Linked DNA regions of Homo sapiens: region 2 is linked to region 1. Evidence: read pairs that join two places in POLR2A ChIA-PET (ENCODE). Cell type or tissue: GM12878. All regions are shown on one strand. Each heading gives the region's core, and the rest is flanking DNA. Links, peaks and the distances in the headings are about the cores only.

Evidence for each region. ChIA-PET counts read pairs that join two places held together with the same protein. Peaks named below come from ENCODE experiments on the same cell type or tissue, not always from the same donor. Only the 100,000 strongest peaks of a DNase experiment are listed, where the experiment ranks them.
Region 2: POLR2A ChIA-PET joins it to region 1 with 5 read pairs; 1 of 35 experiments calls an interaction of 5 or more read pairs at or near these places.

The regions. Positions count from the first base shown.
Region 1 is chr2:227,607,480-227,610,394 of GRCh38, forward strand. It overlaps the pseudogene SCYGR10 and the pseudogene SLC19A4P. Among named protein-coding and RNA genes, the nearest start is that of SCYGR3, 5.9 kb to the right of the region's middle. RefSeq lists a silencer at 541-741. In GM12878, for the core only: no CTCF peak of the experiment used is centred there; a DNase peak (open chromatin) is centred at 1,172.
Region 2 is chr2:226,904,707-226,907,621 of GRCh38, forward strand. RHBDD1 (rhomboid domain containing 1) reads left to right here. Exons shown (of 9, transcript NM_001167608.3): 6 at 2,087-2,175. Among named protein-coding and RNA genes, the nearest start is that of RHBDD1, 70 kb to the left of the region's middle. RefSeq lists a silencer at 141-290. In GM12878, for the core only: no CTCF peak of the experiment used is centred there; a DNase peak (open chromatin) is centred at 1,545; H3K4me3 peaks cover 2,090 bases; H3K27ac peaks cover 2,500 bases.

The sequences.
Region 1 (2,915 bases), core at 178-2,677:
CTTCCAACACTATTGCATTGGAATTATTTCCAACACGTGACTTTTGGGGAGCACGTTCAGACCATAGCAATGCCCACGGTGAAGGTGATCTTCTTTACTCAGTCCACTGATTCAAATGCTAATATCTTTTAGAAATACCCTAACAGACATATCCAGAAATAATGTTTACCAGCTATCTGGACATCTCTTAACCCAGTCAGGTTGACACATAAAATTTACCATCATGCAGGGGAATCAGAGTTCCTCCAACTCTGGGGCCTGCGGGGACCTGAGAGGACTCTTGGGTTCTCCTTGTCTTGTGCTCCTTGGCATGGCCTGGGGTGAGTGATAAGAGCACTATATTCTGAGAACAGATACGCAGGGCTAGAACCTGTAGATTTCATTGATGGCCTTCACTATTCTATTTTTCATTTTCATTTTTCCTTTGACAGGAAAGAGTAGTCTGCATAGGGATGGCCAATTGGAACTAATCATTTCAAGTCAGCATTCCATGGGGGACTGGTCCAGGATCAACCAGGCTCCAGGGGACTGCCAGAAACATGCCTTCAGCATTATCCTCCTTTCTTAACAGGCTGATGATAACAGAAGCCTCTTTGAGTTTGGAAAGTGACTTGGAAACGTTCTGCTCAGGATATGCTTTTATCATCTGCACAACACGAAGGATGCCCTGTCATAACCCTTGATAATGCAGGATCCCCTCTTCTCTGAATCAGAGAGTCCTGACTCATGTTACAGGGCTAGCAAATGGCCGAGGAGCTCTGCCTGGGGAAGACAAAATAACATAACCTGAGACCACTCTTTCCTTTTCCATATTCAAAGTGCTCTCCTCCATCTAAAGGGATGTTTTGCAAATTAATAAATAGTTACAAATAACGTAGGAATGAAAAAATCTTTGTCCTGGGCTGATACAATGGAGATATGTACAATAGCTAAGGGAAATTGTAACCCCACTCTGACTTTTCCAATCACCAAAAAAAAAAAAAAAAAAAAAAAAGGGAGTTGTTAGATGTTTACTATTCTATATTATAGATGGCTTTAAAAAAACAAGTGAAAGCTAAATTTAGCAAATTTTTGAAGTCAGAAGGACCCATTAAGGAAGTGTACAAAAGGCCATGTGAGATTCTGCTTTGGATATTTGCCAAAGGGAAGTGGCAACAACAGAGAAGTGGCATTGAGTCTTAGGTCAATATTCTCCCCCAGAGTTAGTATATAAGCTCCACCCCCAGCAGAAAGAGGCATCGTATCTCCCTCACCTCTCCTGAGTCCTCTCTTCTCACTTCACCTGAGATTTCTCTACTGACGCCATGGGTTGCTGTGGTTGTGGTGGCTGCGGTGGCCGCTGCAGTGGTGGCTGTGGTGGTGGCTGTGGTGGTGGCTGCGGTGGTGGCTGCGGTGGTGGCTGTGGTGGCTGTGGTGGTGGCTGTGGCAGCTACACCACCTGCAGGTAGTACCGGGTGGGCTGCTGCTCCAGCTGCTGCCCCTGCTGCCGCGGCTGCTGTGGGGGCTGCTGCAGCACACCTGTGATCTGCTGCTGCCGCCGCACCTGCCGCTCATGTGGCTGCGGCTGTGGGAAGAGCTGTTGCCAGCAGAAGTGCTGCTGCCAGAAGCAATGCTGCTGTTAGGTGGGCTGGCCTGGCCTCCGTCCTGTGGCAGGATATGCTGGGGACTTTCCTTCACCCCATTCACCTGCCTTACCCATCCTCTGGGTATCCTAGCACTTATGCTCTTGGACTGTAACTTTGCTCCTGTATTCTGGGTTCGTGTATTTTCTGCTTTGGGTGTTTCCAGTCTGCCTACGTGAAAAGTTTCCTCTCTAATATCAAGCAGCCAAAACAAAGACACAAGGACAACCTACCTCTTCAGGAAGAGTCCACATCACTGAGCTCAATCAAAGAGGATCATGATTCCCAACAGACTTTTTGATGTATATGATCATTTCATTTCCATTAGTGTGCTTTTCTCTGCTCCTTTTCTATCTTGTATTCCTATTTGTCAATAGCTACTTTCTAAATTTCCTAATAAAATAAAAATATATTATTAAAAGTTTATCTTTGCATTTTTTTTTTGGTTTGAACATATCTCACATTCTAGAAAATCTTAATCTCTCTTAGAAAGCCTTTGGTGGATGCGCAGTGATCGTGGAGCAAGTTAAAGACCCTGAGAGTAGCTTCCTGCCTCTGTTGTTTGTGCCCTCTAGTTACCAAACAGAATACTTGAATGTCCAGCTTCTCTCTACAGTTCGTATTCAATTTTGAGATGTGAGGTTCCTTTAAAAATAGACAAGCTGGGCCAGGCGCAGTGGCTCACATCTGTAATCCTAGCACTTTGGGAGGTCGAGGCGGGCAGATCACCTGAGGTTGGGAGTTCAAGACCAGCCTGGCCAACATGGCAAAACCCCATCTCTACTAAAAATACAAAAAAATTAGCCGGGCGTGGTGGCGCACACCTGTAATCCCAGCTACTCAGGAGGCTGAGGCAGGAGAATCGCTTGAACTCTGGAGACAGAGGTTGTAGTGAGCCGAGATTGTGCTACTGCACTCCAGCCTGGGCCACAGAGCGAGACTCTGTAAAAAAAAAAAAAAAAAAAAAAAAAAAGACAAGCTTCCTGAATGCATTCAAAATCCTGTTTTATTTACAAAGAACTAATTCAAACAAATTCTCAGAAACACACCTATTTTCAAAATGCAGGTGATTACATTTGCTTTAGTTTTCCATCTGCTGGGGCCATTTACTCCTTGCCTGGAGGGCAGAGTCCCATCCTTTCTTAGAAGCCTAATTTTTACCACCCCCCACCACACCATAAGTTCAGCCAACAGTGCACATTTAGAACTGTGGTATTATCGATTTCACTTTCACATTTCCCCAACCACAGAATTAATGCCATCAGGTTGTACTGAATGTGTAGGCATTGATGA
Region 2 (2,915 bases), core at 199-2,698, 700 kb before region 1:
AGCGAGTCTTTTCATAGCTTGGAGACAAAGAAAATTACTCAGAACCATCTTGCTTGTGGTGTTTCAGGGAATCTCCCCTAGGCTGCTGCCATAGTAGGCGAAATGTATTGGTTTTGACTCTGAGTCTCGTGTAGGTTACCAAATGGCGGATTCTTAGCTCTGTGATTGCCGTGGCTCAGCAAGCACCCTGAGCTGAACATCTAGTGGTTTTAACTTACCTCCTGTTGGTCTTGGTGAAACGGTCCTGGCACACTTGAGCCATTTACTCAACATATCCTTGAGTGCCTCTCATGTGCCTGGCCCTGTCCTGGGTGTTTGGAATACATATGTAAAAGCCACATAAAGGCTATGTTCTTGGAGTCTCCATCAGGCTCTTTCATAACTTTCAGTTTCCCACCTTCTGGAATGAGAGGTCACTATTCCAGGCTGTGGGAATGCGTTCATTTGCTTGGCTTTTTTTTTTTTTTAAGCTTCTAATTTTGTATAATGTATGAATGAGACACCATTGCTGCCCTCAGGGAGTTTGTGTGTGACAGAGAGAGACGGACAGGCAGGCAGACGTGTAAGTACTGTGCCACCAGCAGACTGGCTTCGTGCCAGAATAAGGTAGGAGCCTCAGCTCTGAGGGGAGGCAGGAGAAGGAAAGAACGGCTCTTCAACTGGGGTGGCATTTTTTGACAGAGGTGCTGTTTGGCTTAGCCTATGGTCAGAGAGTGCTTGGGGGATGTGACAGTGGGGCATGTGGGAATGGAGGTAGTAGACGATGAGGTCTCCACCCTCTGACTTTGCAGAGATGGGCAAGGCCAAGTGTTGGAAGGGCTTAAACACACACCGGAGTATTCTGTGAGAACCAGTGGATTTCAGAGGATGGCAATGACACCACTTGCCTTCTGCCTCAGGAGGATAACTGATGGCCGTGTGTGGGATGCACTGGAGAGCAAGAGCTGGCTTGCAGGGAGACCAGCTGGATGATTTTCTTTCATTTATTTTATTCATTCAACACACATTCATCTGGGGTTCACTCTGTGCCCAACACTGGGCATTTCCAAATAGTCCAGATGGCAGTAAGCATGGTTGTGGCAGTAGGAATGGGAAGGCTGGGAGGGGTATGAGAGGCATTACAAACGGGAAGTGGGAGTGGCACCCCAGAAAAGTCTAGTTTAAGGTGCTAGTGGATGTGTGCATGTGTGCGCGGGGGTGTCTAGAGGGTGGCGGGCAGCTGGAAATTGAGGTCAAGTGCTTAAAGAACAACTCGTTGTGTAGGACCCCCCCCTTTGTGGTAACAGCAGAGGTTTTTGAGAATCGCCAGTAATTTCTTAAACTCAGGCTGGTTGGGAGGTCATTCAGCCAGGGAACTCCACAAAGAGTGTTGCCACTTGGGTCAAAGTAGACCTCTGAAAATAAATCTTACAAGTAATTGCTGGTTTTAGATGCCAGTTTAAGAAGAGTTAAACCACTGTCATGCCCTAACGCAAACACTTTCATGCCCTAACTCATCTTTCAAGTTTGAAATTTAAATGTATGTTTCTTTGTTCTGAGTGACTGAAACATACACATGAAGACAACTTTGGTGGATGCAGGTGGGCATCTCAGTTCCTTTTGCTGAGTTTCACTTGCTCTCTGCTTCACTCATCCATGGTGTAGAAAACTGCAGCAGTCTGCCCTGCCATAACACAGATAGACATCATCCCTCACAATGGCTGGATAATTCCAGATTTAATGCCAAACAGAGAAAACTGATTTTATTTATGTTTTGTGATAAGAGGTACAGAAAAAAAACGGAAAGCGATGTAATGACTTGTCTTGACCAAATGCTTCCACTGCTCTGGAGGAGACAACCCACTTCCCCTGGTTAAGGAGGGGTGTTGCGTTTTAAACATGTGGTGGTTGTTATTCATTGTACTTTTTTTTAAGGTAGGAGATGTTGTTCTTTGGACTGAGTTAAATGCTGCTTAGCATAAAAGACTTGATGTGGAACAAAGCCTGCAGACTGTGACTATTTGACATGCACTGGGCTAATGAGAAGACAGAATGTCTCTAATCAGCAGCAGAACAAACACTCACAAAGGGTCTCCTTCCCTCCTAGGACTTCCTTCGCTGGGCATCTGGCTGGGATTCTTGTTGGACTAATGTACACTCAAGGGCCTCTGAAGAAAATCATGGAAGCATGTGCAGGTACAGAATAAAACACCTTTGGCATGACAACAGCTTGGAAGTTCATGTTAATTTTAATGTGAACAGAAGCAACCCCAAGTTTCCCTGTGGTTCAGCTCAAGAATTCCCTAATATGCCTGTTTTTCTTTTTAAACCGAAAGGTAAAACAACCAGTGCAGTTCCTTACATTGCTCCACAAAAGAGGCTGCAAACTTAAATTTCGAATCTGATACTTTCTTAGGGGACAAATATCAGTATATATTTATACCCTCAACCTTAATGCTACCCGCAGAAAACCACGATTTCCTAAAGAATGCAGAGAACTAAAGTGCCTTTAAAATAATGCATTCTTCTATAATAGTCCATGAATTAATATACGTGCAAGGCAAAGGTGAAAAAGAAAACAAAGCCTGGACTGAAGTGCATGGCCAGTATTTTAAAGAATTCAGACTGATGACCGGGTCCTTGGTGGATGAGCCATATATTCATGCATGGCGAAACCAAGTCTGTTATTGCTTGAAGCTTAGCTCCTGCTTTTTTTAATTTTGTTTTTCCCTTCAAATTGATACTCAATGAAAATATTTCATTTAGAAATACTTGTATTTTTTAGACCTCTTAATTTTCAATGCGATTCTCATTTTGACTTGTAAGAAAACTGGTTTGCAAACACTTGTTTTATAGACTGAGTTCCACTATTTCATCTTTTATTCATGGGAAGTCTTCTGAGACTATTTTACCTTTTCTTGAACCATAAATAATTT